Regions from separate parts of the Homo sapiens genome. Here region 2 is linked to region 1. The links are chromatin loops, found by intact Hi-C in ENCODE. Cell type or tissue: endothelial cell of umbilical vein. All regions are shown on one strand. Each heading gives the region's core, and the rest is flanking DNA. Links, peaks and the distances in the headings are about the cores only.

Evidence for each region. Hi-C counts contacts between places; a loop is a spot of excess contacts. Peaks named below come from ENCODE experiments on the same cell type or tissue, not always from the same donor. Only the 100,000 strongest peaks of a DNase experiment are listed, where the experiment ranks them.
Region 2: a loop joins it to region 1, with 7 times the contacts of the local background. A loop is called at or near these places in 1 of 110 quality-filtered maps.

The regions. Positions count from the first base shown.
Region 1 is chr6:54,231,890-54,243,890 of GRCh38, reverse strand. All of the region lies in intron 12 of MLIP (muscular LMNA interacting protein), which reads right to left. Among named protein-coding and RNA genes, the nearest start is that of TINAG, 71 kb to the left of the region's middle. In endothelial cell of umbilical vein, for the core only: no CTCF peak of the experiment used is centred there; a DNase peak (open chromatin) is centred at 5,310; H3K27ac peaks cover 198 bases.
Region 2 is chr6:54,328,980-54,340,980 of GRCh38, reverse strand. All of the region lies in intron 4 of TINAG (tubulointerstitial nephritis antigen), which reads right to left. Among named protein-coding and RNA genes, the nearest start is that of TINAG, 27 kb to the right of the region's middle. In endothelial cell of umbilical vein, for the core only: no CTCF peak of the experiment used is centred there; a DNase peak (open chromatin) is centred at 4,970; H3K27ac peaks cover 2,500 bases.

The sequences.
Region 1 (12,001 bases), core at 4,179-6,678:
CACTTTGCATCTTTGGGCTTCAGTTTTCTTATCTGTAGACTGAAGGAAGTCAGATGGCCTCAGCAATTAGTTCTAGACCTGATTTACATATATGGTGCTGGGTTTGACCAAACGGAAGCCTGTGCGTGATTCCCGGGTGGTGGTGATGGTGAAAGTGGTAATGCCACTTTATTGATAGACGTTAGGGAGATATCTCAAAGAAAATTAATCAAGCATCAGCTTTTAAGCTGTTCTGCAAAATTTTGTACAAATTATATATACTTTCTGAGCCTCAGTTTCTTCATATGTAAAAGAAAAAATAAACCCTACTTTATGATTGTTTTAAAATCTAAATAAAATGCTGCATGTGAAGTAAGTGGAATGTTGTCTACTTTTTCTAAATATGTTCCTTATAAAATTTCAGTGACTTCTCAACTCACTCCCTGCTTTTTCCCCCCAGTTCAGATAACTCATTATGTTCAGGAAGGTGGAAGCTATCTAGTAATCTTAATTGATGCTAACTTCACATTATAGTTTCTGATTCCAGTTGCTTCTTCAATGCTCTGGCCTGCTTTCGTTTTCTCAAGTTTGCTCTGTTCCTTTTCTGTATGTCTATGCTTGCTGCCCCCTCTAGCTGGAATGCCCAGTCCACTCCCAGCCTTCACTTCTTTTCAGGCCTCAGATTCAACACCATTTTCTCATTAAGTCTTTCCTGATTCATCAGACTGGATCAGGACCTCTGGTATATATACTCATACCTGCCCAAATGTCTTTTGCATGGCAGTTGTGACAGTTATCACTAAGTATTGAATTTTTTTCTTCTTTAATTTCTGTTTTCCCTATGTAGAAAATAAGGACTTGGAAAAGGCCCCCATGTCTCTGTCTGCTGGCTTTCCAGTGCATGGCCAGCACAAACACAGTGCTTTGCACCTAACAGATATTCAATACATCTTTAGGAAATGAATAAATGTGTTTTGTCAACTTCCAGACTCCTGAGTTCCTAGACTTTATGTTGGAACAAAAAGGTTGCAAAGTCTATGCTTTTTGTTTTTAGTAAGAAATTAGTCAAGGTTTTGGTAACCTTGAACCAAATCACTTAATGTTCATTTTTCTAATTTTGAAGCTATGTACAATTGTAGACTGCTTATCTCAAAGAGCTGTTCCTTTATTCTTAACATATACTCATAAAAGATTTTTCACATCTTTAGATTTAAATATTTACAGCATATATTAGAAAAATAAATTGTTATTTCAAAGCCCTCTCAGCCTTTGAAGCAGTAGGGGAAGGTTAGAATTACTTCTGATTTTCCTTTCTCCAGATAAGTCATAATCTCTATTAACTCTTGTTGATTGATCTTTGTTAAAATATCAGAAGAAACCTCTGGCAAAAAATATTTCAGAGGAGCTACCAAAAAAAATCAACCCATGCTTGAATATATGACTATAATATTAATATTTTAGTTTTTATTGGATTTCTGCAGATTTACAAGGTCAATTCTCTGAGTAGCAATGCAATGATAATACCAATTTACATGCTCTCAATAACGTTACCAATATAAACGTTACACACGTACTAAATTTGAAAATAAATAAGTAGAAGAAGAAATGAACAAGGAAAGTCAACCTTCAATGTTTACAGGGTGAAATATCCAAGGAGTTTAAGAAAAGAATGCTCATGGCCTAAGAAGCAGGCTAAAGCCAGCTTGTGAAGGGGCCTCTCCCACCTACCCACTCTGGACATGAAAGTTTCTTTCCTTTCTCTGTCCTCCTATGTCATTCACACAACATCAGACCGCCATGAAAACTCACCAGAGGTTCCAGACTAGGTATGCCAACCCCTAATCCTCTATGATGGGGAAACAAAAGGAGTTAGCTCTCTATTGCTATTGTTTTTCATTTCTCCTATTTCCTATATGTGTATTTCTCATTCAGAATACATTTTGCTAGGTAGGCTCCCTCACTATTCTAATAGATGATTCTCCCTTGCCTTATTATAAGTGGAGTGATTCTTTACATAGAGAAGACAGAAATAACGCAAATAATTGAACTGAAAATACATCTATTTGCTCACTCTCATCCCCCTTTTTCATTTCAGACAAGTTATATTCCTTCTTTATTCTTAATCTACAATCTCAAGAGCAGCTGCTTAGAAAAAAGGCTAAGAAAAAAGATCAGTAAATATTGTGTTGACATATCATAAAGGTAAAATGTATTATAAGTAAATGCTTCATCTTTTTTAGCAAAAACATAGTTCTAATATAAATAATTGCTATAATTTAAAATATCTTTATGAAAAGGGCACTTTAATTTTTTAAAAAAGGAAATCATAAGAAAGTACATGTTGGTGGCTATGGTATTTTTTCAATGAGAAAGGACTTTTAATAGCTGAAGTAGCATACCAGAAAAAGTTATACACCTTCTGATTCAGTAAGTCTATGAATACTGAATGTGTAAACACTCAGGCCCAATTGTAAACATTACAAGCACATGGGGACAATTTTGATTAACAGCTAAACCCAATATTTCATAACTTATTCTAATAAAAAAATCCTAAGCTAATATACTAGATAGGTTACAGTATATACTATATTATAGTATATATACATACACTCTCTCCATATATATTTAATTTAACAGTTGTGTTTCCTTTTACTTACTAGGAGTTATATGAGGAAAAAATAATTATAATCTAGTACTTATAAACATGCCAATATAATTTTTCTTTTAAAGTTTTTCATAAGAAAGTTCATTTTCTTGCTGAATCATTAGAGAATTTAAAAGGCAAAAAAAAAGAAACGTCTGTTATTACAGGGGAAGCATAGTGTTTTCTATGAGGTAAAAACTTTGAGGTCGCCCGGTTCTTGGGATTTCTAAATTTTTTAAGTTGTAAGTAGGCTTAGGAATCTGCTTTTTTCTTTTGATTTTTTTTTATTTTTTGAGACGGAGTCTCACTCTGTCGCCAGGCTGGAGTGCAGTGGCGCGATTTGGGCTCACTGCAACCTCCACCTCCTGGGTTCAAGCGATTCTCCCGCCTCAGCCTCTCGAGTAGCTGGGACTACAGGTGCGTGCCACCACGCCCAGCTCATTTTTTCTATTTTTAGTAGAGATGGGGTTTCACCATGTTGGCCAGGATGGTCTGGAACTCCAGACCTCGTGATCCGCCTGCCTCAGCCTCCCAAAGTGCTGGGATTACAGGCGTGAGCCACGGTGCCCGGCCAGGAATCTGCACTTTTCTAAAGCTCCCCAGATAATTCTGAAGCAAACAGCCCAATCTGAGTCCTAAAGTTAGGGTTTTGAAACCGAACTAAATGTCCTACTATTACAGCTGAAGAGACAGAAACCCGCAGGAAGAGAGTGAAATGTGTGGCACAATAACATTTACGTAAATTATGTCATATGCACACAAAATAACACTGCAACTTTTGAAAGAAAATGCACAAACATACACATCACATAGTTTAGAATATTTCTCTGGGGGCAGAAAGGAAAGAAGAGTGACAAATGGGAATTAAAGGAAATACATATGTGAATAAATCAGAAAGCAATAGAAAAATAGGCCGTAATAAAAGTAAAAAGGTATTTAAGATGAGAGTAATGGCCTAGGAGTTATACTGATGGATTGTTTCTTCACTCCAGCACCAAAATTCTATTATAGTAGCTAGATGCTAAAAAATGTATAAAGCTGAATACTGAAGTTGGAATGTGACAGTTTTACTTTCATATATCACTTGATCCTGGTAACAATTCTATAATAGTGATTCTATTTCGTTGTTGTTGTTGTTTGTCACTTCACAGGTAAGAAAGTTAAAGCAAGAGTTTGAATTACTTTTTCAAGTATAGGCATACAACAATTCATTGATTCTGCAAAATAAATACAGCAACTGATGCCTCATTACAAATAGACTCTGCAGACGAATTTTAACTTGCATTTCACTATAAGTAGAGTGACTTTATGCTTACTGATTAAACAGGATACTTCTGATAAACAGAGGGGCACTAAAAATATTGAAATCATATAATTTTAAAAATATTTATTGACTGGAAGGGTTTATTATAGTGGTAGACATAAATATTTATTTTCAAAACACTTTATTTTATTTTATTTTATTTTTTATTTTTTATTTTTAGACAGAATCTTGCTCTGTCACCCAGACTGGAGTGCAGTAGTGCAATCCTGCCTCACTGCAACCTCCACCTCCTGGGTTCAAGTGATTCTCCTGCCTCAGCCTCCCTAGTAGCTGGGACTACAGGCATGTGTCACCATGCCCAGCTAATTTTTTTTTTTTTTGTATTTTTAGTAGAGATGGGGTTTCACCACGTTGGATGTTGGTCAGGCTGGTCTTGAACTCCTGACCTCAAATGATCGGCATACCTCAGCCTCCCAAAGTGCTAGGATTACAGGCATGAGCCACCACACCCAGCCTCAAAACTATTTAAAAAATAAAATTCTTCAAAAAATAGAACAAAACATTGTATACATATATAATGTTTCTATTCATATATGTGTATGTGTGTGTGTATATATATATTATATATATATATATTATATATATATGTTTAAATGGCCCAGACTGATCAGAACACATGATCATCTACATAGGAGTATACATTTTCCTGTCTATGTGAGAGATCTTAAAGGTCATGCCCTGACCTTGAGCAATGACAACAGCCTGGGGTCTGCGAGTGAGAGTGTTCAGGCTATGAGGGGTTCTGGGCAAGACGAATGGAGAGGTAGGAGATGAATAGTCTGCTCTGGCTATGAAGTGAAAGCTATAGTGGTAGAGATTTTTTAAGAGACTACTCCAGATATAAATACTGAAATATGCAAATGGAAAGGCTAGAGAAATCTAGAACTAGCCCTTGCATAAAAACTTACAATAGGATTTAACAGCAGTGGAAGAAAGGGGAGAATCCATAGTACATGTGAAGAAATCTGCCATACTTATTTACCTCTTTCATGAGACAGAAGCAGACTTGAAATAAAATAGTGTATGGTTACAAACAACACACAAAGATCATGCATTTTTAGAAAACTAAAAGTGAAATAAAATGGCTCCACTGTCACAAACTTGGCATGAAATAATTTTTTTTTAAATGAAAGAAAAAATATCCTCAAGGATGGCTGTGAATTTTCTCCTGGGGCTTTAAAGCTGTCTCTCTGCCTATAAAGATCCTATTTTTGCTTGTAAAACCTCTCAAGTTTTCACTGTAAATAGAGCCTTCTTGCTTAGGAAATCTCAGCCTTGCTTCTGCCAACAGATCAGAAAAGTCATCCTGACTGTGAAGGCTTAGTCCTCACTCCTCTAGTTTCTATTCACAGACTGGCCATGTGTTTCTCGTTTGTTTGCTGGTGCAAACTTGGCAGAGTAGAGACTCAAGGGAGAAAACAATAAGTGATAACTTCCTGTCTACATGGCTTGTAGTTATGCTAAATAAAAGGGAGAAAATGTAGTTGGAATAAGAAGAGAACAAAGTGCATAAAACTGAGTAATTAAGTGGGAATACTGAAAGTAGGCCAGAAGAATTGGAATTTTAGGGTGACTTAAAAAGAGAGGTTTACCTTGGAAATTATGAGAGTAGAAGATAGAAGAAATGAGAAGGGGTGAATGGAGGAAAGAAGAAAAGTTATGGACAGTGATAAGCTTAGATACTTTATGTGTGTGTTAGTTTTCTCACCTTAGGGCCAGGTAAGTAAGCTGAGACACATGTGCCACATACTTATGGTGCCTAGGAAGAATATTATTTTTCTAAATGAGCTGAATTTTTAAAAATAGAAAATGGACTCCAGTAGGCCTTAATCTAGACATAAACAGGTGTGTTGTACATGGTACTTTGCTACCTTCAAAGATAAAAAAATAATTTAAATGCATTGTAAAATGGGGGAAAAATGGACAAAATGACTATAGTAGATTAGATACAATTTTAAAATATTAACCCACACACACAGACACATCTTTCTTCTGTACCCTTTCTTGTTTCAGCAATATACATAGTCCAAAGCATAATATATCAAAAATAAAGAAAATATCCTGAAGACTTTTATTTTGTTTTTGTTTGCTTTTGTGACAGGGTCTCACTTTGTTGCACAGCCGAGAATGCAGTGACACAATCACGGTTCAGTGCAGCCTTGACTTCCTGGGCTCAAACAATCCTCCCACCTCAGCCTCCTGAGTAGCTGGGACCACAGGTGCACGAAACCATGCCCAGCTAATTTTTTTTTTTTTTTTTTTTTTAGAGACAGTCTCCCTATGTCGTCCAGGCTGGTCTCTGGCTCCTGGGCTTAAGCAATCCTCCCACCTTGGCTTCTCAAAGTGTTGGGATTACAGGCATGAGCCACCTTAAGTTTTAACAGCCAAAGTTTTGATCTGCAGGAGCCTGGACTTCAAAATTAGATCATAAACATAAAATTTCATGAATATATATGTATATATGTTTGTACAGATACATACAATATAAGTCATTGAGCCACATATACCTTCTCAGTCCTTAACGTTTAAGCAGCAACCATCCTCTGAACTTCAAACTACCTGTTTCTACTTTTCTTTGCCTCAGGGCTCTTTCTGGGGATTGATGCTGCCCCACCCCCTCTCCTCAACTAATGACTGCCAGAATTTCCCTCCTCCACCCCTCAGAAAGCAGGGCTCTGAGCTGTGTGTCCCTACAGCAGCTCCCAGAGTTCCCCAGCCATATGAAGCTCCAGTTCCCCACAGTGGTCATCTGCTTGCTCACACACCCTTTACCAGATGCCTCTCCTCCTTGTCTCAGTCCCCACTCCCCTAACAGGCATTTCCTGGAACCACCTCCCAAAATAACTACTCATAAGTGACGGTCTTCTCAGAGAAAACCAAACAAAGGTACAATCACCCTCATTATTGATTATTCACAGCAGTTATGTCCTTAAAGCCTCCATGAGCATGGAATTCGTGAATACTAAACCATTTCTCCTGGGGAAAACCTGGATTAGGTTATTGCAAGTCTCTGGTTACATTTTCATCAACCAATCAATAAATAACCTGTTTTATGGTTGTTTACTGTTTAAAGACACATATTTAATATATTATTAATTCATTAGCACCAAACTCATGGCCAACAGCACTATAACTCAAGCATAAGAGTAGCTTACCTAACATACTTATTTTCTCTTTTAAGACACATCATAGCCTTCTTGAGCATAGGAACATTAGAAAGCCCTTCAACACTATGCTTAGGGGCCATTTTAAACAGCAAAATTACCAACAAAACACACAGAGATGCAAACAAAAACATGATACCAGAGAGAATGCAAAAAGGACAATTTTTTTTTTTCTTTTAGACTGAGTTTCGCTCTTATTGCCCAGGCTGGAGTATAATGGAGTGATCTCGGCTCACTGCAACCTCCGCCTCCGGGGTTCAAGCAATTCTCCTGCCTCAGCCTCTTGAGTAGCTGGGATTACAGGTGTGCCACACCACACCTGGCTAATCTTTTGTATTTTTAGTAGAGACGTGGTTTCACCATGTTGGCCAGGCTGGTCTCCAACTCCTGACCTCAGGTGATCCAGCCGCCTTGGCCTCCCAAAGTGCTGGGATTACAGGCGTGAGCCACCGCACCTGGCTTTTAAAAAGGACAATTGTTTACAGCATGACAGCAAGAAAGCAGGGCATTGCCTTGTTCAACCTGAGCTGGGAACATAGAGGATTCGAATTTCTCCCTGTTCTGTGAATGTCCACAAATGACTAGAAGAGCAAACACAATGAGTGCTGATTTGGGGTTACAAATAAATTTTAGTGAGTAGATGAACTCACAAATACGGATGGTTTTGGAGTTCCCTATGGCAAAGGGGACATGAACAGAACAGAGAAAGATATGTAGGGCATCCAAGAGAATGGTTCTGAGATAGCTTCACAAAGTTCACCTTGCTCCCAGCAAGCAGGTAATAATGTTCTCCCATGTAAGCTGTAGGGGCACAAAAGTAACTGACCTACAGTTGATAAGGACATGCCATGCTAGTGAAGAAAAAAGGATGTAACCATGTATTATATGGCTCATGGTTATATAACAGAAAGGAATGAGAACACCACAAGAGAAGGTCAGATGCCCCCTGCCTCCACAACCCCACCCTACCTATGTTCCCAACACACTCCATCAGATCTGTGGAAACTGGATATAGCCTTCAATAAAAGAAATATCCTCAACTGAGTGACATTATTCTAAACAAACTGGTAAATCCATAAGTTGACTCAGATTTAGTCTTTACTTGAAATAGAAATAATCATAATAATTCAAGCATCTGGGGCTCCTAGTGAAAAAGTTAGGTAGTTGTAGAAATTGTTCATCATTAATAGATCTTTACTACCTTGCCTATACAGTGGGAAATAGCATATTATGTCACACCCTAGATAAACACCAAGACAAGCACAACAAATAAATACAAGATGACCTATAATATGCATGAGATGCCTTGGCACAGGAAAAGAGTATAGAAATTGAAAGGAGAAAACAAATCATTTTGAGTACTGATGCATGGAGAAATGTCACAAAAGAGGAGGGATAATTTAACTTGGACTTAAAGTACAAGAATGGTTTGTGTAAGCAAGGAGAACATAGAAGAGTATTTTATATGGGAAAATGCATGAACAAGTAGAACAGTAAGGAATTTCCAAGGTGTGCCTAGAGGAAAATAAGAAAATCAGTTTAAGTAAAGTAAAAGAATAATAATAAAGACTAGTGTGAGAAAATATAAGAACGCATTCAACTTGGTGAATGACTCAATATAAGGACAAAGCAGAAAAAGCATAAAGCATAACAGATGAATCAAGTTTTGAGTTTGGGGACTGAGAATTGTGATTTTCATCACAGAAGTAGAAAAGCCAGTGCAGAACTAGTTTGAGACAAAATGAATGATGAGTTTGAGGTGACAACATGACATCCTAGGGGAAATGATAAGCAAGCAGCTAAAGATACGAAACTGAATCTCAGTGGAGAAGCAGAATGGGAAGTGTAGATTTGAGACTTATCAGTACTAAGATAATCACTAAGGCCTGTGAGTGGGTAAATAGCTGAAGTGAGGCAATTAGAAAGAAGAGGTAGAGGAGCAAGAAGTGTCCACAAAGAAAGCAAAGAAGGAGCAGTCGGAAAGTTAGAATGTGCATATTATCCCAAGAGCAGAGTGAGGAGAGAAATGCAAGAGGAAATGATCAACTGTGTCAGGAAATTCAGCTGAATTTGCTGACAACCAGTTTACCCTTGACAGAGCAATTTCAGTAGAGTGGTAGAGGTGAAAGTCAGAATGCTTTCAAGAACGGGCTGAAGAGTGAGTTTGCAGAAAGGGGATGGAGATAGTGGCTATTGACCACTTTGAGAGAAAGAAAATTTTGAAACTGATAGATTTGCAGCATCATCAAGGAAAAGGATCAAGTGCTCCTTTTGTATTGTTTTATTTTGTTTTTTAGGCTTCTGCATACAAAGGGGAGGAATCCAATGGAGAAGAATGGACGATTTTGGAGAGCAGTAAGAATGACAATCCCAGAAAGCTTAGTGATAATAAGATCTAACTTTTATATGTTTTTCATTATCTTCAGGCACTTTTACGCATATTCGTAAATTTTATTTTCATAATACTCTAATAAGGTAGGTACTATTATTATTCTCATTTTAAAAATGAGTAAACGGAGGCATTCAGAGGCTAAATGACTTGCCCAATATCACCATCTAAAAAGGGTTGGGTCAAGAAATAACCTCAGACAAAGGAACTAGAGGCATCATCCTCTTAACCTGCTGGGCTATCTCACTTTTAAGGATAAAAGAATTTTTGCAATCTATCCTTCTGTCAAAGGGCTAATATCCAGAATCTACAAGGAACTTAAATAAATCTACAAGAAAAAAACAAACAACCCCATCAAAAAGTGGGCAAAGGATATGAACAGAAACTTCTCAAAAGAAGACATTTATGCAGCCAACAAACATATGAAGAAAAGCTCATCATCACTGGGCATTACAGAAATGCAAATCAAAATCACAATGAGATACGATCTCATGCCAGTTAGAATGGTGATCATTAAAAAGTCAGGAAACAACAGAGGCTGGAGAAGATCTGGAGAGAGAAGAAATCTTTTACACTGTTGGTGGGAGTGTAAATTAGTTCAACAATTGTGGAAGACAGTAAGGCTATTCCTCAAGAATCTAGAACCAGAAATACCATTTGATCCAGAAATACCATTTGATCCAGCAATCCCATTACTGGGTATATACCCAAAGAATTATAAATCATTCTACTATAAAGACACATGCACACATATGTTTATTGCAGCACTATTCACAATAGCAAAGACTTGGAACCAACCCAAATGCCCATCAATGATAGACTGGATAAAGAAAATGTGGCACATATACACCATGGAATACTATACAGTCATAAAAAGGGATGAGTTCATGTCTTCTGCAGGGACATGGATGAAGCTGGAAACCATCATTCTCAGCAAACTAACACAGGAACAGAAAAACAAACTCTGCATGTTCTCACTCATAAGTGGGAGTTGAACAATGAAAACACATGGACACAGAGAGGGGAACATCACACACTGGGGCCTGTTGGGGGGTGGGGGGCTAGGAGAGGGATAGCATTAGGAGAAATACCTAATGTAGATGACGGGTTGATGGGTGCAGCAAACAACCGTGGCACATGTACACCTATGTAACAAACCGGCATGTTCTGCACATGTATCCCAGAACTTAAAGTATAATTAAAACAAAAAAAAGAAAAGAAAGTAAAAGGAATGACTTCCTTCATGAGGCTGCAAGGCAGTGAAGAAGGCAGTTGTACTGTTTTATTCCAGGATGAAAAGAAAGTACCTGAGCATCCTTATAGGATATGATGCACCCAGTTATAAAGTTCCCTCTTGAAAGTAAAAAAGTAAGGGAGGGATTAAGGTGAAGATTTAGGACATGAGGAGTTTGATTAAAACTTAGAAGAGAAGAGTGCACACTGCAGACTCAGCAGAAGAAGAATACAACCTGTTGAACACCTATTGTAGCCCAGCTGAAGAGGGACTCTAAAGACTGGTAAGACAAGTTCAGCATGGTTCTCCAGAGGGAAGGATGGGAAGATTTGAGTTTGGAGATAGGCCAGTAGGCAAAGCTGTAAGGTCAGACTTGGGAATCATGTTAGCGTATTGAAGAAAAGTTAATTAAATAACAGATTATGTCTTGCAATTAAAGGCATTAAGTTATTTCAAGTAAAAAGAAAAAGTCCTGATAAATTAGTATGCTATTAACCCAATATCTAACAAACAATGTTTGTAAACATAGACATCAAATTGGTAATTCATGTACTTTAATAAGGCAATACAGATTCAAGACTAAGCAAGTGAACATTCCATTAAAAATGTTGTATTACTATCTTATTATTATTACTATTATTATTTTGGTTATGAATGGTTCTTTATTCAGTATCAACAAATCTCACACTCAGAAAGACAAAATCTATTATGAGGATTATGTGGACTGAAAATAGTTGTCTGATTTCACACAGCTTTTGTTCTTCTCAGCCTAACCAAACAAAGACTGACATATGGATGAAATATAGTCTATCCTTGCTGAACAGTTCCAGAAAACACTTTCAAAATATCAAAACAATGAGCTATATCATGTAACGGATATCTGTAAATTAAATCATAACCTTATCATATAGATGACAATTTATAAGAAAATGGTAATAGTATTATCAGAATTATTAACTCAAATAACTAAATGTATTTCATGGCTGTTGGCAAATATTAAATCAGAAAGAATTTCAAATAATATAAAATAATTTTTAAAATATTATATTTTCTCTCATATACTTATTTTCTAGACCAAGAATGGGACACAAACAAAGGTCAGAAAAATGTCATATTGAATGTTGCCCAAAAACATTTTTTGGCAAAAAACTGATATTTTAAAATTTGTTTAATCAAAATTGATCATTCAGTTGTCATAGAAGCTATTAAATATAAAAATCTAATTTTTCCTTATATAACAGTGTTATAGTTTTTGCTTTTAGATGAC
Region 2 (12,001 bases), core at 3,778-6,277, 97 kb before region 1:
GAGTACTTTGCATATGGGAGATATGCAATAAATATTTAATAATAATAATGAAATACGTATCTATCAAGTAAAAGTATGTTTTCCTCCATAGGCACTTTAAGTTAAATCATAATACTAGCATGCATTTGTCGCTTTTATGATTTATTCTTTAAAAATGAAAAAATATAAATGGTGAATCCGTCTCAATAAGACAAGGCAATAGTGAAACAACAAGCAAAATGACACTTTTATTAAAAACTTATTTACCAATCCACTAAGCCAGATCAATTTATGAAGATCATCTGTTGGATTTTCAAGATTTTTACCATTTATTTATTACTGCTTTTACTAAAAATGAGCTCCTAGGATTTGAGGAGCAGCAGGCACATATTTTTTATCTGCCTCATGATATCAGCTAATCTGATATTATAAAACCACAGAAAATTTTATATTTCATTATTTCACAATTACTGTATTCCTCTGTAAAGTAAATTGTTTAGAGTTTATAAATAAAGGTAAGCATCACAGAATAATGGCTGTTAGGAATTGGTAATAGAAGTTTGGCTTTAATGAATGATACATTTGTTTTTAATTTTTTTTTTTTTTGCTTAATAAAACAAAAGAATCAAGAAGATCAGCTGATAGTGACAGAAATTCCAAAATGACACTGGCTTGAGTAGATAGAAATTCATTTTTAAGAAAGACTTACAGGATTTCATATAGATATGCTTAATTCTTTTCATTGTAATGTTGAAAAATATTTTAATCAGGATCTAACCATATTTCCAAATCAGTATTAGCCAAATTTGATGTTCAATGTGAACAGTCTCCCTGTTTCAGTATTTTCATTTAAAAATTAGAAATTAAAGATATTGTTGGCAAATATGGGAATTAAATACAACAATAAACACTGGAGAATTGTATAACATTTGCATTTAATTAAATTAAAATCTCTAAAAGAGTGGTGGAAATGTAATCATAGCATAGCTTGAGATAAATTGATCAATTTTCTCAGGAACCTCAGAATAAATTCTAGACATTCTTACAATTGAGTCTGTATCCACACAATATCCTCTATGTGCATCAGCCCTATATTTTCAGTTGTATTTCCCCCCACCCATTTAAGCTTGGATGCTTATAGTGACCTGAGAACCAAATGAAGCAACAGAGAATGAAATTCTGTTATGACCTTTACAATCTAAGGTCAGTGGCCATGAATACCAAGAAATTTTGGAACTATTTGATACTGGGGATGAAAAGGCTAATTTTCTAGTTGCTAATGGCTAAATGAATTTCTCATCTTCAACAATATTTGTCTTTGTGCCTTACCTTTAAAAGAGGTATCCTTTGATAAGTCTCTAGTTTTTTATAATAGAGTAATCTTTTAATGACTTCTTAAAAAGATCAATATGTAATGTAATTGCCCACTTCCCAGCCCCTCCATGCACCCCCCTCAACCCGCCTACCCAGGCTGCTATCACTAAGTTGTACCCTGTGGAATGTAAAGTAGCTTCTGAGATCTTTCCTTAAGAGACAGCTGGCACTTGACTTTTACTCCTTTGTCTTGATCTTTCGTATTTTTCTGTTGGCAGAAATGTAGGCATTGCAGACAGACATAGAGCAGTCCTGTTGAACCATTATATGACCTTGGAAATAAAGGTGCTGGGCAATGGAAGGACAAGAAGAATGAAGTGTGGGTATCCAGCACCACAGAGTACAATTCCAGCACAGGGCTACCCACTTCCAGATTTACTGGTGAGAAATCAGTTTCTATCTTATTTAAGCAACCGTCATTTTAAATTTTTGTCACTTTCAGCTGAGCCTAATCATAACTAAAACAGCACACACAATTGCCATTAAAGTTGCTAGGGCAATGTCATATTTCATTGAACCCAAGGCATCAACAAATGTAAGAAAGCATCTCAATTTCAGAGGTGTTAATGGGTGAAAAAAATATGCATCTGAAAATGGATGAACTGTGATATTTCCTTAAATGAGTTCCTTAGAACACTAGTTCTGAGGAATTTTAATAGGTAATTACAAAAGGAGGTAATAAAATAGTTCTGAGAAACACCGGTTTTGAAAATTAGATTTTTGTCTTCACTGCAGTGTTTTTTACAAACTGCTAATGTATGTGAGCTCTAAAACATGGTAATAATGTTCATGGTGTTAAATGTTCAGGATTTGGTCCAGTGCAAAATATTTTATTTCATTTACATCATATCATTTTTATTGTGAAGCAGATCAATGAACTAGTCTTTTTTTTTTTTTTTTTTTTTTTTGAGACAGAGTCTTGCTCTGTCGCCTGGGAGTGCAGTGGCGGGATCTAGGCTCACTGCAACCTCCGCCTCCCAGTTTCAAATGATTCTCCTGCCTCAGCCTCCCGAGTAGCTGGGACTACAGACACGTGCCACCACACCCGGCTAATTTTTCTTCGTATTTTTAGTACAAACGGGGTTTCACCGTGTTAGCTAGGATGGTCTTGATCTCCTGACCTTGTGATCCGCCCACCTCGGCCTCCCAAAGTGCTGAGATTACAGGTGTGAGCCACACCTCCCGGCCAAACTAGTGTTTTATGGAACATACTTTAGGTCAAGACAGACCCAGCCATGGAGAGGCCAGAGAATAGGTGCCTGTACTATGAACACACAAAATGACTTTAGAAGTCTACTTTTTAACAGCCTAAAATACTTCTTCATAGAGAAGAAAATAATAAATTTTTACATTTATTTTTGAAGATTTGTCCTGCAGTTATCAATTAGGTTCCACTGTGTTGTTCAAGCCATAGTCAATTTTACCACAGTGTTATACATCAGACTGTGACTAGTGCAGAAATACCACATTGAAATCTGAAAATTGATTTGAGAGATAAGACATTCATTCTGCTAAAAGTGTAGGTGAATAAGGAGTGAGGCCAGGCGTATATTTTCTAAGTTTACCGAAGGGTGTGAGGTTCCATTCTGAGAGAGACAGAAGTAGTAAAAAGAAAGAAACACAAGTTTGACACTCTTTGAATTTTAAAATTCTTAATTCAGTGACAGCAAGAACGACTATCATACTACTCTGTCCTCGGCTTTTCCCTACATGGATGAAAAAATTCTGAGATGAGCTGAAGGAAACATATACAAACACAGTCTCCACCGTAACATCTGGCCCTGCCTCTCTTCCCCTCTTCTACCGCACCATCAGCCCTTCCTGTATTCCAGAAGCCTGATGCCATTTGCCTTATGTTCATGTGTGTGGGAGCTAAACACGAATTTTATGGAGAAAATGGTCGTTATTGCTCAATATTATAAAAAGTATATAACTGTGTTTTTCCCTTTTATACTGAACGTTTTGGTTTCCACAGAGGCTTCTGTTTATAAGGGTGACATATGGTATTGCAATCAGGTAGGAGATGTTTGTTCAGACAGGGTTATTCCTAGTCAAATCAAAAATCTCAAATCCCAGCCTGGCACAATGGCTCACACCTGTAATCCCAGCATTTTGGGAGGCCGAAGCGGGCGGATCACCTGAGGGCAGGAGTTCGAGACCAGCCTGGCCAACATGGCAAAACCCTGTCTCTACTAAAAATACGAAGATTAGCCGGGCTTGGTGGCAGATGCCTGTAATCCCAGCTACTCAGGAGGCTGAGGCAGGGAGAATTGGTTGAACTCAGGAGGCAGAGGTTGCAGGAAGCAGAGATAGCAGCACTGCACTCCAGTGTGGGCAACAGAGCAAGACTCTGTCTCAAAAAAAAAAAAAAAAAAAAAAAATTCAAATCCCATGAACAGTAGAAACTAAACTTGGAAAATTACTTTAAGATTTTCAAAGATATTTCTTATGCCTCAGTACTTGGCTGTCATTGAAATATATTTCTGAAAGGAAAAAAAAATCCTCATATTATTACATGTTATCTAGAGAATAATAAAGTATCCAGATGATTAAAAAAATTTTCCATTTCTCACCTCAAAAATCATTGGCTTTAAAAGATTTTTTATTATAAAATAAATAAAGTATTATTTTACTTTAACTTCCAACATACTATAGAAAGTATAACATTTTTTTCTTTGTTAGTTAATGCCAATACCTTAATATATATTGGATGACCGAGAAAGGATGCTGTTCTGGTTAGCTATGAGATTGACTCAAACAATTTTAGATTATTTTACTTACCGCAATCTGATATTAAATAATATAGTACACCAACAGGTTTTAAATGCCATACTAGCCTTCTTAATATTTTAATTGTTTCCAAATAGTTCCACCTTAGACATAATACTAACCTGTAATAGCTTTAGTAACCTAATTAGTCTCCTTGGGAAACAAATAAAAATAATTTCAAAATTGCTAAAGAAACAAATTTTAATGGAGCCAAGCATACAAATGAACTCTTAATTTTCACATTTCTATGTGAAAATAGTATTTTTTCAAAATATTTTTAATATTTATAAGATATAACACAGTGAAGCTTCTTGGTGCTATCTCCCAAATTCACAAGCACTTGAACATTATGTCTGGAAGAACAATCAGGTACAAAGTTGATTTGATTTGATATAAGAGCATCATAGAACTCTCAGTTCACCAGAAATATATAAACTCTATCAGAGTCAATAAATCCAGGCCTACACCTTTCTTTATAAAAGAAAATGCTGCAAATAATGAAGGTTTTAATAACTTAGTCCTTACCACATTAACTTGCCTCAAAACCCTGCTATTCTCCCAAGGTCAATACAAGGGAGAAAGAACACCTTTATATATTACATAATAACATTTATTTAAACTTTACTATAATCTAAGTACTGTGCTAAGCATTTCTCATCAAGTATTTCATGGGACTTATGCAACCCTATGAGCTAGATACTACCACCATTGTCATTTTGTGCAGAAGGAGACTGAGGTAATAAGTGAAGGAGCCAGTAGACATGTTACGGGAATAATGACTTAAGCTAAAGGAATGAAGCCAGGAAACCAGCCAGGGAAGGAAAGAGCTTCCCCAGGAATTCAGGATGACTCATGGCTTATCTTTCCCATCCAGGGAAAATAATTTCCCGAATCTAAACTCTTACCCAAGCAATATGGCCAAGGAGATGTTTATGGAAGGAGGTGCATGGAAATTTTCAGCATGCTTGAAATCATACCACTGTTGGCTACTGCCCACCCTGGCTGTATGTATAGTCTATCATGCATTGAAAATGATTTTTTAAAAGTTGGGGAAAAGTGTGTTTGCAGGGCGGTGAGGGGAGTGCACCACTAATCGAGAAGAATTCCCACAAAAAGAAATTCGTTGTCACTGTAGTTGGAGGCAGTTTGATATCACATATTGGGTTTTTCTATGTAGTCAACAGACTAAGAACTAGCTATAAAACTAACTGGTAGCTATAGCTTTCCAAAGCTTCCAGTTCAACTCAGTTCTTTCTTACTTCATGTTCTTCCTAGAAACACTTGCTGTTATTTCTGATTCTATTCTGCCTGACCACATATTAAAACCTCTCTAACACTCAGAAATTTAGTCCTAACTACCATGCCCTAGAAATAAGATGCATTTCCTTGACTTACATCGTAAGTGTAATAGAACTCTTACTGGTTCAGCTGAATTTTTCTTATTGCTTTCCTGGAATTACTTGGCAATTCCAGGTGTTGTAACTTATTACAATAATTCAAAGCACTAGGTAATTTAAATTCTTCCCAACTCATCATTAAGAGTTTTAATTTAAATATCACCAGAGTGACTTTTATGCAAACAAATCCCCAGGAGCCAGTAAATGATTTTGAATTAAATTTCCTTTTCTTTGCTATGGTGAGTGGAAACTTGGGAAAGAAATGTAAATCATTTTCTCTAGAACATAAAATATTCCAAGCTGCAGAAATTTGTTTATAAAGGATATGTTAGAAATAATTTTCAGGAAATATATAGAGACACATAAGTGAGTGTGTGGCCCACCGTGGCCCTCAATAAAAGCAAGTGAAAGAGCAAACCTTATAAAGGTCTGTCCTCTTTTCTTAAATAATGCTGCCCACTATTTTTTCTCACTGGGTAAGAACAAAAATGAGAAATAAAACAGAAAAAAAAAACTCTTTTTCTGTTGATCATACAGTTAGGTCACTCAAAACCATAAAGATTTAAATCTTATGATTGTAGGGGAGACCCTAAAGTATATCAAAGCTGAACATTTCAGAAAGTTAGCTTTGGTTGAGAGATTAAAAGTCTTTTTACTACTTTGAACCTGAATTGGCCAACGCTATATTGGAATTCTACTAACTGGAGTAAGTAGACTTAGTAGAGTTCCAATTAGCATTGGCCAATTCAGGAACTCTACTAAGGGGAAATAATTTTTTAGATGGCCTGTCTATGAATATAAATAATTCTGTGGTGGCTTTTAACCTCTCTCAATCTTGGCTTGACTTAACTTCTCAACCTCAATTTGCCTGTCTTTAAAATGTGAGTAATGATAGGATCCACTACATCATGCTGCTGGGAAAATTAAATGAGATCATGTACGAAACTGTAAGTGCTTTAATACACAACTACTTCATAAACATCTGTTATTATCTTCTCTGATACTAGTTATAATTTAGAAGGCCCTGCTACTGGAATTTGAATTGGAACAATAACTCAGGTGATTACATCACTCAAAAGCAAAGTACATTAAACATTTGAAGAGAAACCTGTGCATTTACAACTCATCCAACAGGAAACAATAATCTTGCCTGCTAAAGATGCTGAGAGCTTCTAGGCAGCTGAGACTGGATGTCTTCATTGGAGAGTGGAGAGGCTACACTCCAGCAGCCTGGAAGCACCACTCTGCCCCGGGCATTCATAACAGGCCTTGAATACAATCAATATCTCAACTGGAAAGTCTATGTGCCTGGAGAACACCACACATTGGGTGGTAACACGGCAGATTTGTGAGTAACAGGTTTGTAATAACAAGAGAGGTAGAAACTTCTTTGTGCAAGATACCTAGTAGCAGATGATAACACCTCTTAAAAATGAAAGGGAAAAACCAATATGATAGTTCAAAGCATAAGAATGCTAGAAAACTGGAGGTAATTTTACAAAGGAGTTTGCCAGGTCATCAGGCAAAATTTGAAGATATGCTTTTAACAGAAATCTTGAGGATTTTTGAGGATCAACCTTTACTAATCATCAAGGCATATATGTCTGAAGATACTAACATTTATTTTATTCTAATATGATAATGAATATTCCTATAGACAGGACAAAATAACTGTGTTTAGGTAAAAAAGAAAAATTGAAACAATGACTTGCTGAAGTACTGGCACACTGAATAACCAGTAATCCGAAATTTGTATTTCTGTGAAGTCATTATCAATGTAAATAAACACTCAATTATTCTTTTTCTGGATTATCAATTTTATTTTATTTTATTTTTTTTTTTTTTATTATACTTCAAGTTCTGGGATACATGTGTAGAACGTGCAGGTTTGTTACAAAGGTATACATGTGCCATGGTGGTTTGCTGCACCCATCAATCCATCATCTACATTAGATATTTCTCCTAACGCTATCCCTCCCCTAGCCCCCAATCCCCCGACAGGCCCCAGTGCATGATGTTCCCCTCCCTGTGCTCGTATGTCCTTATTGTTCAACTCCCACTTATGAGTGAGAACATGCAGTGTTTGGTTTTCTGTTCCTGTCTTAGTTTGCTGAGAATGATGGTTTCCAGCTTCATCCATGTCCCTGCAAAAGATATAAACTCATCCTTTTTATGGCTGCATAGTATTCCATGGTATATATTTGCCACATTTTCTTTATCCAGTCCATTATTGATGGGCATTTGGGTTGGTTCCAAGTCTTTGCTATTGTGAATGGTGCTGCAATAAACATATGTGTACATGTGTCTTTATAGTAGAATGATTTATAAACCTTTAGGTATATACCCAGTAATGAGATTGCTGAATCAAATGGTATTTCTAGTTCTAGATCTTTGAGGAACTGCCCCACTGCCTCCCACAATGGTTGAGCTAATTTACACTCCCATCACCAGTAAAAAAAGCATTCCTATTTCTCCACATCCTCTCCAGCATCTGTTGTTTCCTGACTTTTTAATGATTGCCATTCTAACTGGCATGAGATGGTATCTCACTGTGGTTTTGATTTGCATTTCTCTGATGACCAGTGATGATGAGCTTTTCTTCATATGTTTGTTGGCTGCATAAATGTCTTCTTTTGAGAAGTGTCTGTTCATGTCCTTTGCCCACTTTTTGATGGGGTTGTTTGTTTTTCTTGTTAATTTGTTTAAGTTCCTAGTAGATTCTGGATATTAGTCCTTTGTCAGATGGATAGACTGCAAAAATTTTCTCCCATTCTGTAGGTTGCCTGTTCACTCTGATGATAGTTTCTTTTGCTGTGCAGAAGCTCCTTAGTTTAATTAGATCCCATTTGTCTATTTTGGCTTTTGTTGCCATTGCTTTTGGTGTTTTATTCATGAAGTCTTTGCCCGTGCCTATGTCCTGAATGGTATTGCCTAGGTTTTCTGCTAGGGTTTTTATGGTTTTAGGTCTTATGTTCAAGTCTTTAATTCATCTTGAGTTAATTTTTGTATAAGGTGTAAGTAAGGGGTCCAGTTTCAGTTTTCTGCATATGGCTAGCCAGTTTTCCCAGCACCATTTATTAAATAGGGAATCCTTTCCCTATTGTTTGTTTTTGTCAGGTTTGTCAAAGATCAGATGGTTGTAAATGTGTGGTGTTATTTCGGAGGCCTCTGTTCTGTTCCATTTGTCTGTATATATGTTTTAGTACAAGTACCATGCTGTTTTAGTTACAGTAGCCTTGTAGTATAGTTTGAAGTCAGGTAGCATGATGCCTCCATCTTTGTTCTTTTGGCTTAGGATTGTCTTGGCTATATGGGATCTCTTTTCATTCCATATAAAATTTAAAGTAGTATTTTCTAATTCTGTGAAGAAAGTCCATGGTAGCTTGATGGGAATAGCATGGAATCTATAAATAACTTTAGGCAGTATGGTCATTTTCACAATGTTGATTCTTCCTATCCATGAGCATATGAGCATGGAATGTTTTTGCATTTGTTTATGTCTTCTCTTATTTTCTTGAGCAGTGGTTTGTAGTTCTCCTTGAAGAGATCCTTCACATCCCTTGTAGGTTGTATTCTGAGGTATCTTATTCTCTTTGTAGCAAATTGTGAATGAGAGTTCACTCATGATTTGGCTCTCTGTTTATCTATTATTGGTGTATAGGAATGCTTGTGGTTTTTTCACATTGATTTACATCCTAAGACTTTGCTGAAGTTGCTTATCAGCTTAAGGAGATTTGGGGCTGAAACAATGCGGTTTTCTAAATATGCAATCATGTCATCTGCAAACAGAGACAATTTGACTTCCTCTCTTCCTTTATGAATACACTTTATTTCGTTCTCTTGCCTGATTGCCCTGGCCAGAACTTCCAATACTATGTTGAATAAAAGTGGTGAGAGAGGGCATCCTTGTCTTGGGCCAGTTTTCGAAGGGAAAAGCTTCCAGCTTTTGCCCATTCAGTATGATATTGGCTGTGGGTTTGTCATAGATAATTCTTACTATTTTGAAATATGTTTCATCAATACCTAGTTTATTGAGTGTTTTTAGCATGAAGGGGTGTTGAGTTTTATCGAAGGTCTTTTCTGCATCTATTGAGATAATCATGTGGTTTTTGTTATTGGTTCTGTTTATGTGATGGATTACATTTATAGATTTGGATATGTTGAAGCAGCCTTGCATCCCAGGGATGAAGCCGACTTCGTCATGGTGGATAAGCTTTTTAATGTGCTGCTGGATTCAGTTTGCCAGTATTTTATTGAGAATTTTCACATCGATGTTCATCAGGGATATTGCCCTGAAATTTTTGTTTTTTGTCGTGTCTCTGCCAGGTTTTGGTATCAAGATGATGCTGGCCTCATAAAATGAGTTAGGGAGGAGTCACTCTTTTTCTATTGTTTAGAATAGTTGCAGAAGAAATGGTACCAGCTCCTCTTTGTACCTCTGGAATAATTTGGCTATGAATTCGTCTGGTCCTAGACTTTTTTGGTTGGTAGGCTATTAACTACTGCCTCAATTTCAGAACTTGTTACTGGTCTTTGTGCAGGGATTCAAATTCTTCCTGGTTTAGTCCTGGGAGGGTGTATGTGCCCAGGAATTCATCCATTTCTTCTAGATTTTCTAGTTTATTTGCATAGAGGTGTTTATAGTATTCTCTGATGGTAGTTTGTATTTCTGTGGTATCAGTGATGTTATCCCCTTTACCATTTTTTATTGTGTCTATTTGGTTCTTCTCTCTTTTCTTCTTTATTAATCTGGCTAGCGGTCTATCTGTTTTGTTAATCTTTTCAAAAAACCAGCTCCTGCATTCATTGATGTTTTGAAGGGTTTTTCATGTCTCTATCTCCTTCATTTCTGCTCTGATCTTAGTTATTTCTCGTCTTCTGCTAGCTTTTGAATTTGTTTGCTCTTGCTTCTCTAGTTCTTTTAACTGTGATATTAGGGTGTCTGTTTTAGATCTTTCTCATTTTATCCAGTGGACATTACATGCTATAAATTTCCCTCTAAACACTGTTTTAGCTGTGTCCCAGAGATTCTGGTACGTTGTGTCTTTGTTCTCATTTGTTTCAAAGAACTTATTTATTTCTGACTTAATTTTGTTATTTACCCAGTAGTCATTCAGGAATCGGTTGTTCAGTTTCCATGTAGTTGTGCAGTTTGGAGTGAGTTTCTTATTCCTGAGTTCTAATCTGATAGACTGTTTGTTATGATTTCCATTCTTTTGCAAATGCTGAGGAGTGTTTTACTTCCAGTTATGTGTTCAATTTTAGAATAAATGTTATGTGGTGCTGAGAAGATTGTATATTCTGTTGATTTGGGGTGGAGAGTTCTGTAGATGTCTATTAAGTCCGCCCGGTCCACAACTGAGTTCAAGTCCTGAATCTCCTTGTTAATTTTTTGTCTTGTTGGTTTGTCTAATATTGACAGTGGGGTGTTAAAATCTTCAACTATTATTATTTGACAGTCTAAGTCTCGGTAGGTCTTTAAGAACTTGCTTTATGAATCTGGGTGCTCCTGTATTGGGTGCATACATATTCATGATAGTTAGTTCTTCTTGTTGCCTTGATCCCCTTACCATTATGTAATGCCCTTCTTGGTCTTTTTTGATCTTTCTTTGTTTAAATTCTGCTTTATTAGAGATCAGGATTGCAACCCCTGCTTTTTTTTCTTTCCATTTACTTGGTAAATATTCCTCCATCACTTTATTTTGAGCCTATGTGTATCTTTGCATGTGAGATGGGTCTCCTGAATACAGCACAATGATGGGTCTTGACTCTTTATCCAATTTGCCAGTCTGTGTCTTTTAATTGGGGGAATTTAGCCCATTTACATTTAAAGTTAATATTGTTGTGTGTGAATTTGATCTTGACATTATTATGCTAGCTGTTATTTTTCCCCTTAGTTGATGCAGTTTCTTCATAGTGTCAATGTCTTTAAATTTTGATATGTTTTTGCAGTGGCTGGTACCAGTTTTTCCTTTCTATATTTAGTGCTTTCTTTAGGAGCTCTTGTAAGGCAAGCCTGGTGGTGACTAAATCCCTGGGCATTTGCTTGTCTGTAAAGGATTTTATTTCTCTTTCACTTATGAAAGTTAGTTTGTCTGGATATGAAATTCTGAGCTGAAAATTCTTTTCTTTAAGAATGTTGAATATTGGCCCCCACTCTTTCCTGGCTTTTAGGGTTTCTGCAGAGACATCCACTTTTAGTCTGATGGGCTTCCCTTTGTGGATAATCTGATCTTTCTATCTGACTCTTCTTAACATTTTTTCCTTCATTTTAACCGTGGTGAATCTAGTGATTATGTGTCTCGGGCTTGCTCTTCTCGAGGAGTATCTTTGTGGTGTTCTCTGTATCTCCTGAATTTGAATGTTGGCCTGTCTTGGTAGGTTGGGGAAGTTTTCCTGGATAATATCCTGAAGTGTGTTTTCCAACTTGGTTCTATTCGCCCTGTCACCTTCAGGTACACCAACCAAAGGTGGGTTTGGTC